Regions from separate parts of the Mus musculus genome. Here region 2 is linked to region 1. A link is a contact called in ENCODE Hi-C or POLR2A ChIA-PET data. All regions are on one chromosome and are shown on one strand. The core of a region is the stretch at or near the end of the contact, and the rest is flanking DNA. Distances in the headings are between cores, read along the strand shown. Region 1 holds the start of Zbtb10 (zinc finger and BTB domain containing 10). Region 2 has its middle 51 kb from the start of Gm41996.

What was found. A loop is a pair of places that touch in the nucleus more often than their neighbours do. ChIA-PET counts read pairs that join two places held with the same protein, here RNA polymerase II (POLR2A).
Region 2: a map of heart shows a loop between it and region 1 (2.1-fold over the local background). The contact joins the enhancer-like site here to the promoter of Zbtb10 in region 1. A Hi-C loop is called at or near these places in 1 of 37 maps with a recorded cell type or tissue (heart). POLR2A ChIA-PET finds 5 or more read pairs at or near these places in 1 of 5 experiments (Patski).

What each region holds. Positions count from the first base shown.
Region 1 is chr3:9,247,507-9,252,847 of GRCm38, forward strand. Zbtb10 (zinc finger and BTB domain containing 10) reads left to right here and starts at 3,061. Exons shown (of 6, transcript NM_177660.3): 1 at 3,061-4,574. The coding sequence starts at 3,624.
Region 2 is chr3:9,121,027-9,126,367 of GRCm38, forward strand. No RefSeq gene overlaps it. Among named protein-coding and RNA genes, the nearest start is that of Gm41996, 51 kb to the right of the region's middle. Within about 2 kb of position 2,250, at least 1 of the 3 ENCODE cell types and tissues checked has a DNase peak (open chromatin) inside an H3K27ac peak, as active enhancers do; it is heart, where a contact is called at or near this core.

The sequences.
Region 1 (5,341 bases), core at 1,811-4,310:
AGTTTGAAATGATCCTCCTGCCTCAGCTTCCTCATTTCAGGGATTACAGTAATGTGCTACCATACCTAACAACAGTGTAGACCTATAAAACATAAGGAAGGATGTGCGTGTGAGGAAAGGCATTTACTCATTGTGAATGCCAAGTAGAACTTGAACTGTTTTGGTTGACTCGATTGCTATAAAAATACATAGGAAGCAGATTCTAGCCTAACTTAATATAGTTCCTATTCTACATTAATTAGGGATTCAAGCTTGAGATGAGGTAAGTTTATTAGTTTTTGAATAAAGCAGATGATATGAATAAATACAGATGACATTTCTCAATCTTAATCTTATAATTGATTGATGTCAGTAACCACTTTTTTTTTTTTAAGGGAAAGAGGCTGGGGTGGTTAAAATATAATGTATTTATTTGCAAAATGCTTAGAGTCTTAAAAAAAAAAAACACATTGAAAACCAAGCATGTCATTGTCACACTTTTCCATACTACAGCAGCCACAGCAGGCAGGTTTTCCTTCTTCCTCCAAGGTGTATGGCACAGAACTGTCTGAAAAATCACCAACCAGAACTCACCAACTCACTCTGAGGGCCTTTATCCAAGTACAGGGCCTACGGCACCTGATGGCAGGTGGCAGTACGGGTAGATGATAGGAAGACACCCCAAGTCAAAGCTTTTGGTGGCATGGAAGTCCCCTCAGTCAGCTCACCGAAATTATGTTGTCATAGGTGACAAGTTTACACAAGTAAACTCAAACTCACTTTAGAATTCATCAATTTTATTTCATATACAAAACTTCATTACACCAGGTACCAAAATTAAGGCGAATTAAGTCAAAGTGGCTTTGAAAAATCTAAATCGACACAGCTCAACACTCGTCTTGGGCTTAGTTCAATCAGAAGTGTTAAGGAAACTGGGCATGGGGCTCTCACCTTTAATCCTAGCCTGGACTAAGGCAGGATTGCTGTGAATTACAGGTAGCCTCATCTATACAGTGCTTTCTAGGACAACCAGGGACATAGAGTGAGACCTGTATAAACAAATCAAAAGTTCCATTGAGGTAAGTTGGGCATGGTGACAGACCCAGGCTGGAGAGTTCAAGGCCAGCAGGCTACATAATAATGCTGTCTCAAAAAAAAGTGTTAGCAAATATTAATTTATAACACTGAGAAAATGTGCTTTAAAAACTTGTGTGCATGGGCATTGTTCCTGCAGGTATGTCTGTCTGTGCACCATGTGTGCCTGGTACCTGAGCAAATCCCCTGTTGCTGCTATTACAGGCTCTGAGCCTCCATACACTTACACAGGCAGTCGCCATACACAGGCTCTGGGAACTTAACTCTTGAGTCCTCAGACACAACAGCCATCAATCTGAATTTTAAAACTTGAAAGATGAGAGACCACCATTTATCAACTGCTCTCTTCACTCCACTCCCACCCCAAAAGGGAAACTCCAGGTGGGTGGATGTCTGTGGGTTCAAAGCCACTCTTGCCTAGTGAGTTCCAGGACAGCTAGGGCTACATAGTCTTAAAAAAAAAAAAAGAAAGAAAGAAAGAAAGAAAGAAAGAAAGAAAGAAAGAAAGAAAGAAAGAAAGAAAGAAAGAAAATTAGCCGGGTGTGGTGGCACACGCCTTTAATCCCAGCACTTGGGAGGCAGAGGCAGGTGGATTTCTGAGTTCGAGGCCAGCCTGGTCTACAGAGTGAGTTCCAAGACAGCCAGGGCTACACAGAGAAACCCTGACTCGAAAAACAAAAACAAAACAAAACAAAACAAAAAATTAAGAAAGGCAGGGGGAAAAAAAACAGGAAAGAAAGCCTGAAATAGGCTCAAACATACGAATTTTTAAATTAAGCTTGTGCAACATGGTGGTTCACACCTGTAATACCAGAACTCGAGATACTGAGGCAGGATCTTTGTGTGTATCCCTGGCTGACCTAAAATGTAGACTAGGCTGGCCTTGACCCTGTTTCAAAAATCGCTCCCAATAAATAACAGATAAATCGACCTCACTTTGTGAATTAATGAGTGTAAACGTGCTAATGTTTTCCAAATAGAGCATAGTTAATGGGGAGGGTGAGTTTAAGGGTTCTTAATTGGCAAGGCCTCTTTCTGAAAAACAAAAACAAAAAAGTAAACTAATATAACTTAGGGAGGTTCATTTCCAGCTTAGACCGATGTAATCACTCTAAATTCCATACGCGATGCCAAGAGCTTTTCTCAAAATCCTAAAAATTAATTCTCATCTACACACCCTGTCTTCGGAGCTGCACTCCCTTCGCGGCCGCACGCGGCGCCCGCAGCAGCTGACTCCTCCCCGTTCATGGGGAAAACCCTGCCTAATATTTATAACGCTATGACATACTGTAATACTCACAAGGTGGTTGTAGAAGTATAAACACGACTGGAGATATCTGATTGGCTGCTGGTGATGTAACACCCATGTCAATACTTCCCACTGAACGCACGTGTTCGACCTTTTATTTAAATTTCCATTTCATCACAGCAATAAGACACTCGGGGCGGTGCATTTTCTGCGAAACGATCGTCGCCCGGGGCCAGAGGTGCTGCCCGGCGTACACAAGGAGCCCAAGGAGGTGTCCTCGCGAGGGAGGCACCGCCTGGTCCAGTCTTTTGTGCAGGAACAAAATAAGTTCACTTCCTCGGGCACGGCCACCCACCCCTCCCCCGGCAGATGACAGGGCCGGGCGCGCTCCCACCGCACTTACTCCTGGAGTCCCAGGTGAAGTCGTGGCGAGAGCCGGGGACCGTGCGCACGGGCGCGCCGCGGCGAGCCGGCCCCTGACACCCGCCAGCTGTTTGTCCTGGCCGAGCCGGCCCCGCCCCGAGACCCCAGCCCGTGCCCCGCCCGCTTCCTTCCCGTGGCCGCACCCCCGCCCGCGGGCCCGAGCGGCCGGCCCCTTTCCCGGTCCCCGGGCGCCCCCGGCCCAGCCCAGCCCGGCCCAGCCCGCCCCCTCCCCCGGCCGGCCCCCACCCTCTCCCCCTCCAGCGGTTACTGCTACCCCGGTGCATTGTGGGCGCACGGTCCGTTGTTCATTTGCCATTCGACCTCCGCCAGGGCCTGGTCGGACGGAAACGCTCCGCCGGCTTTATTGTCGGCTCGCTATGTGGCGGAGCCTGGCGGCTTAGCGCGCCTCTCGCGTCCGCGCCTCGGCAGCCGGCGGCGGCGACACGACTCCCCCCGAGGACGGAGATCTGTTGGCGGGCCGGTGTGTGCGCGCAGCGCTGAAGCGGGGCAGCGGAGGGGCAACCGCACTCCTCCTCAACTTCGAAGGCCGCACGCGCCCGGCTCGCCGCTCCGCTGCCCGCCCACCGCTCCGCGCGGGACGCTGCCCGGAGCGCGGCGGGGCGCGGGTGGAGAGGACGCGGCTGGGACGGCGGCGGCAGTAGACGCGTGCGGCGGCCCGGGAGCGAGCGCGAGCCGGCGGGAGGGTGAGGCCGGGCCGGCGGGAGCGCAGCGCAGAGCGGCGCAGCGCAGCGCCGGGGGCGGGGGCGGGGGCGAAGCGTTGGGGGAGCCGCGGCGAGCGCGCGGGACGCGGCCGGAGCCCGGGCGCGAGCCGAGGCACCGGGCGGCGGCGGCGGCGGCGGTGACCGCGGCGCGCGCCATGTCGTTCAGTGAGATGAACCGCAGGACGCTGGCGTTCCGAGGAGGCGGGTTGGTCACCGGCGGCGGCGGCCCCACGAACAATAACGCTGGCGGGGAGGCCTCTTCTTGGCCTCCGCAGCCGCAACCGCGACTGCCCGCGCCGCCCGCGCCGCAGCAGCCGAATGGGCGCGGGGCCGACGAGGAAATGGAATTGGAGGGCCTGGAGCCCCAGGACTCGGAGGCCGCCGCCGGCGCGGCCGCCGCCGAGGACGTCAAGGAGTTGCTGCTGCTCCCTCAGGACACGGGCGGCCCCTCCTTGCTGGGCGGCGGCGCGGGGGGCCCCCTGCTAGCGGAAAGGAACCGTCGGACTCTGGCCTTCCGCGGGGGAGGCGGCGGGGGTCTCGGCAACAATGGCAGCAGCCGCGGCCGCCCGGAGACCTCGGCGTGGCCCCTCAGGCATTTCAATGGGCGAGGGCCGGCGGCCGTGGATCCGGAGCTGGACGCGCTGGAGGGGAAGGAGTGGATGCAGGACGGGGCGTCCCTGAGCTACAGCACCGAGGAGGAGGGGGCGAGCCCGGGCGATGGCAGTGGGGCGGAAGGCGGCAGCTGCAGCAGCAGCAGGCGGTCGGGCGGCGATGGTGGGGACGAAGCGGAGGGCAGCGGTGTGGGAGCTGGCGAAGGAGAGACTGTCCAGCACTTCCCGCTCGCGAGGCCCAAGTCCCTCTTGCAGAAGCTCCAGTGCTCCTTCCAGACCTCTTGGCTCAAGGACTTCCCTTGGCTGCGGTACTCCAAGGATACCGGCCTTATGTTCTGCGGATGGTGCCAAAAGATCCCCGAGGATGGGGGCGGCGTGGACCTTACCCAGGTGGGGCATGATGAGCTTTCGCGAGGGACCCGCAACTACAAGAAAACCCTGCTCCTAAGGCACCACGTCTCCACCGAACACAAACTCCACGAAGCCAACGCCCAGGTACCGTAGATCCTGCCTTTGCTTTTCGACCACATCTTTTGGGAAAGGTTTATCAGTGGGGAAGACTAAAACTAAAGTAAAGAAGGGGGGAAATTAAGATCCTCCGGGGGAAGACTCACTTCGTTCCGATCGAGAGAGGTTCGCGAGAGCTTATGCGTAGGGGTTTAGAAAGCCTGGAAACAAAGTTTTCCAAAGTTGTGGATCTATTGGGGGAGGAGGGGTAGAAGGACAGTTTTCTAATGATATCGCTGGGTTTATCTTCTTTTTCGAGTTAGGGTTTGCCTGTGAGATTGAATCCGAGAGAGAGGCTGGGAGAGGTTGGAGATTTTAACCTTTGATTGACTTTCGGTCAAAAAGGATTTTTTTTTTTAAGTCAGAGGAGATTTTAGAACTGTCCCTTCTTGTGTTCGTAGACACTAAAGTACTAGAAGTAGCCTGAAGAATGGATTAAACAGTTTCCTTAAGCTTCGGTGCTACAGGCTGTCCACTCTTAAACTCGTGTCAGGTCGAGATAATGTGAAATATGAGAGGCTTATGCAAATGTACAGGAAGTTAGTTCAGTAGGGTAAATAATTTTACGATGTCCGTCTCTGTTAAACTTGTTTGGTATAATCATTGTACACTTTAGCTAGTTACTTACTGATATTTCTCTTCTGAGTGTATTATCCTTTTCAAAAACATGGTCGTGAATAGCTTATATGAAGGGTGTTAATCTTAGCTCTGGAAATGTTTAATGTGAAGTGATTTGGGCTTCATTTGCTCACTGG
Region 2 (5,341 bases), core at 1,000-3,499, 130 kb before region 1:
TAACAAAGACTTTATTTCGGCTTACATTTCCATGGGGGGGGGGGGGTCCTTGATGGTGGGGGAGGGTTGGAAGCAGTTGGCCAGAGTAGGAGGATGCCAGAGAACCATCTTAACCACATACTGAGAACAGAGAGAGTGGATTCAACATGGGGCAGAGCTATGTGTGTGCTCTCAAAGCTGCCCCCGCCCCCGTGACATAACTTCCCCCAGCCAGGCTTCACCTCCTACAAGCTCTATAACCTCCCAAACTGTGCCACTAAATGGAGACCAGTGTTCAGATCTGGGAGGCTCTGGGGACATTTCTGGTTCAGCTCACAAGGACCTTCTTTGGTGGTTGGTTGACTGTTTGGTTTCCAGTGGCAGAGGAAAATTTGGGACACAAGACACTGGGGCTGGCCATGCCTTTGAAAGTTACCCTGGCACCCGATCTACATGCCAGCCTGCTTATCCCCCTGCTTCGCAGCTGCCATGAGGTGACCATCTCTGTCACATGCTCCACTGTCATGATGTTCCTCCCAATCACCATGGACCGAGCTGAGTCGTGAGCCGAGATAACATCTCCTCCTCGGGTTTTCACAGGCGTCCGGCACAGCAGTGGAACGGTTGTTGGCCCGCTGCCTGAGGTCTATGACATGACATTTATCCCTCTGTCCTTTACAACAGAAAGCCACCCTTCCCCTCCACCCCATGACTCTACCTGGAATATCTTAGCTGAACTCTCAGGCCATATAAGAACATCCTCCAGCCCTTCATCCAGTTTAAAGAAAAAGTTAGTTTCCCCTTCTAGCCTTACATATCTCCTATAATTCACTGCATTCTATTTGAGCAGTCTATAATAAATTATATCTGAAGATGTCTTCAACAGCTGTTAAGTTGTTAATCTGTACTGATTTATTTTTGTAGCCCAGGCTGGCCTTGAATTTACAGCAATCCTCCTATCATCCTTTCAATTACTGGGGTCATGGGCTGGCTGCTAATCTGCTCTGGATTTGCAGTGTACCTGAGGGAGTGGCCGGCCGATGGGGATAGATGTACAATACTAAGGAAAGGATCCCTGGTTAGGGTGCAGCTTTGCAGTAGTTTGTCTGCTATGTGCAAGGTCCCAAAACTGAAAGAAAACAAAGCAGGGAAGAAAGAGAAACACTTTTCATTAACTTTGTATTGTAAATACATTTAAGATTTATTTACAATAGATTTTCATAACTTTTTCACTTATTACATATGTGAATTGTTTACAAATAAAACATATATTTAAGATATATAACACATATAAAATATAGATATTATTTGCTTTATTTTGTGAGAGAAGGAGAGAGAGAGAGGCTTCTACACTAGACACATCATATTCTGATTGTTTTTTCTTTTTTTGAGATGAATTTTGCTCTGTAGCTTGGGCTAATCTGGGATTTACTAGGTAGCCCAAGATAGCCTTGAATTTAGAGCCATCTTCCTGCCTCAGATATCCAAGTGCTGGAATTACAGACATGAGCATCTAAGCCAGATAATAGCTCTGGTGCCTGTAACTTATTAGTCATTTGCTGTTTTCCAGGGGCAGTGCTCATGCAAGAGTGTGTGCTGTGGTTTGAGTTTTAACTGTGTTCCTAAGGTACATGTGTTACAGGCCCATTCCCTAGTGTGGTCTAACAGAAGGAGCCTTTTAGAGGTGGGGCCTAGCGGTGGTCCTTAGGTTATCAACCCTGCCTTTGAAAGGGACTGTAGGGATTTGGTCTCTTTCTCTTTCTGTTTCCTGACTATGAGGGTGGGACCTAGCTGGAGGGCCTTAGGTTATCCCTGCCTCTGAAGGGGATTGTGGTGGTTCGGTCTCTTCCTACCCTGAGCACTTTTGCAATTTTGCGCTGCCAGGGGTTTCTGCCATGACCAGCCCTGAAGCCACAGACCCGAAGCCACAGGTCCAACTTGTCATGGACTCAAACCTTCAAAAGCAGCAAGTCATAATAAAATTTTAGTCCTTATAAATTGATTGTCTCAGGAACTTGTGATAATATTGGCAAAAATAACAGTGTATGTGTATGGGCTGGGGGTGAGAACACGTATAAAGCATGCACAGGTCCCTGGGTTCAAACCCAGCCTCAAGAATAAATGGCAAGCTTTATAAAGTGGTGGCTATTTTTACCCCAGCACTGGAGGGTAACTGCATCTCACGCCTGTCAATTGAGTCATATTTTACACTTGGTTCCAATGACGACAGGATTCTTTGCTGGCTGCTGAGACCAATCTCCCGAGGTGCTGCCAAGGGAGCTTGTCTGTGATCATGTGCTGCCTCTTGCATCACAAATTCTTCCCCAACGCATCTGGCTCCATCTGATTTTATCCCTGCCAAGGGAATGTACCCAGGCACACACTGCCCCTGGTGTCACGGGAGCTTGTCTTTGTGGGATTTCCCTCTGAGTTGCTGGAACTCACAGCCTAACACACTTGGCTTTTGGAGACACATAAGGTAACCTAGCTGGGGAGAGCAGGCAGCAGGCCCCCTGCACCAGGCAGGAGGCTAGAGTCGGAAGGGAGCAGAGGGGACAGAGAAAGCAAGTGAAAGGTATCCTGACATCTGATTACAGTGAACTGAGGGGGGCAGGGGAGGAGCCCACCAGAGAGGAACCAGGAGAAGCTTTGTGAAGAGCCGGGTGGAGCTCAGCTCTGCAGAGCTTGCTTATGGCTTAGGTTGGGGGCTCCCCTTCCAGCACCTTAGTCCCTAGAGAAAAGACTTTTTTTTCCGTCTTTTTCGATTTTATTACAATGTTAGGAACTAAATCCAGAACTCCAAACTTGCTAGGCAAGCTCTTTACTACTGAACCAAATCCCAAGTCCCAGACCAAATTTCTCTGTGGAGCCCTGGCTGATCTGGACCTCACTCTGTAGACCAGGCTGGCCTCAAACCCAGAGATTTGCCTTGGATGCTGGGACTAAAGGTGTGCACCACCACGCCCAGCTAGGCACTCTTTTTAAAGAGGAAATTTATATAGAGAGGAAACAAGTGTTAGTTGAAAGAAAAAAAGTAAGAAAAAAAAAGAGGGAAGATAGAAAAAGAAAGATGGGGAGGGGAGGGGAAGAAGAGGCAGGAACAGGAAAGGAAATGAGAGGAGCTTTGTGACTGAGGAGAGAGATCGGTAGAGGTGCTGTGGAAGCTCAGAGCACAAAGGGCTTGAGTCAAGGAGGCACTGCCAACCGCGCCAGATCTACAAGGATCCAGTGGCTGCCAAGCTGGCACCATCACCGGATGCACCGAGTGCAATTTAAGCTTCATATTTGGTGTTGGAAAGTAGAAATAGATGTGCAACTGAAGAAAACTGGACCTGAACTGCTGAAAACTGGACCTGGCAGAGCCCGGGGGGATGACGAGCAGCAATGGTCCCTTGAATACAATGCAAGAGAGAGCAGCCCGCTGCGGCTGCTTCAGTCAGTCTGGGGCATCTGAGTACAGTTCGGAGGCCTACCTCGGCTGCGTATAGTACGGAGGAAGTAAGAAGCAAGACTACCAGAAATGGGCAAGACAGAAACTCACCTGCTGCCCAGGACGGCCCCAAAATGGCAGACAAAAACCCACCACGGAAAAACTAAAGCAAGAGGCGATCAAACTACCAGAGTAGATGCAATAGCACGCCAGGTGACCAATCCTTAGTATGCAAACCAGCATCAGTCGATGTTTTTAAAATCTAGTTTGAAATAAAATGCACAGCACTTCAAAGAAACCTTGTCAGCAGAAACGTGTTCTATGCTTCATATTATATATGCACTGGTTATCTTCAAATTAACTTAACTCTACAGCTCCAATACAAATACCACTGCTCTAGTGTCCCTTGACAAACTACCCTCTTCAACAAGCATGGGCCAAGGAAGTTGTCACTACGGAAACCTTTCCTGTGGGGTAATCTCAAGACTTTAGGAACAGCTATTAATGTTGTTTGCTCTGTTCAGCGAGGGTCTTCCCTTGAACTTGGAGTAAATGTCATGCCTCAGTCTTCCAATGGGATTGCAGGCGCCTGCCACTACACCCAGTTTTAATATTCAGGTCCTACCTTATTAGTGCAAACTCCATAATATTGCCCAGTACTGTGTGGCTGGCTCAGGGAGAGAAAAATCAGCAGAAGAGATGGCAATCCACTTTCGTATTGGCTGAGGAGGATCAACCATTTGTGGAGGGGAGTCCCGGATAGAAAACCGGGAGACGGGAGGCAGGAGGTGGAGAAAATCTTAGAGGATGATGTCCAACGTAGGAAAATACCAGGGGGGGGGGGGTTAGAACCATGCTCTTCCAAAATCTCAAAACTCGGGGGATTATTGCTCTGCAAGTCACATGTGTGAAACCTAAGCTGAGAGCCCACTGCAGTACATGAGCCTATAAACCAGCACTTGAGAGGTTAACAGGACTACAGAACAAAGGCCAGCCTGGGACACATGGGAGTTATGGACACAGTGTACACACTGAAACCTTGTGTCTAAAACAACCAAAAACCAAAGTCAACCCACTACCACTATCCAAAAAAGCTTTTTTGTAAGTTTCTATGAAAAAATACCCCTCAAATTATTAGAGGAGCTTTTGTTTATAATATTAAAATATTAATGATTTTTTCTTTTTTAGTTTTTTTTAAGATAGGGGGTTTGTGTGTGTGTGTGTGTGTGTGTGTGTGTGTGTGTGTGTGTGTGTATGTGTATGTGTGTGTTCGCACACGCATGTGTGTGTGGTCCTGGCTGTCCTGGAACTAGCTCTGTAGACCAGGCGGGCGTTGAACTCACAGATCTGCCTGCCTGCCTCTGCCTTCACAAGTGCTGGGATAAAGAGCATACACTATCACTGTCTGCTGTCAATGCTTTTTGTTTGTATACTGAATTTTCTATAATAAACATTGGTTACTCACAGCATGTGGACCGTGGTTTTGTTCTCTCTAGCTTTCTAAACTGCTTCTTTCCATCACTTTATTCTGTGTAATTAAATAGTATACTATAGGGAAAATAACAGTATAAAGTATATAATCTTTTATATTACCATGTCTTACTTTTAAAGCAATGTTTGTCATGAGGAAAGGAGAAGCAGGAAGTTTGCTTGAGTGGTGGGCAGGAGCAAGGGAATTTCACTTTCTTGGTGGCTTCTGGGCAGTCACAGTAAATGGCTTTTTCTCTGTCTCTCCTTCAGCAAACAGGTCTGAGTGTGTGAGCATGATCGTGGACCGTCCCAGTAGGAATAAAAATATCCTAAAGAGACACTTGTACCCTTCCCTTTGCCTGTCAGAATGTTGAAGCAATGTTCTCCAAGACACTGAATTTCCTTCCCTAGGAAATCTGCCGGGAAAGGGCTGCGGTGTGTGCTGACCAGGGGAGCTTGTCC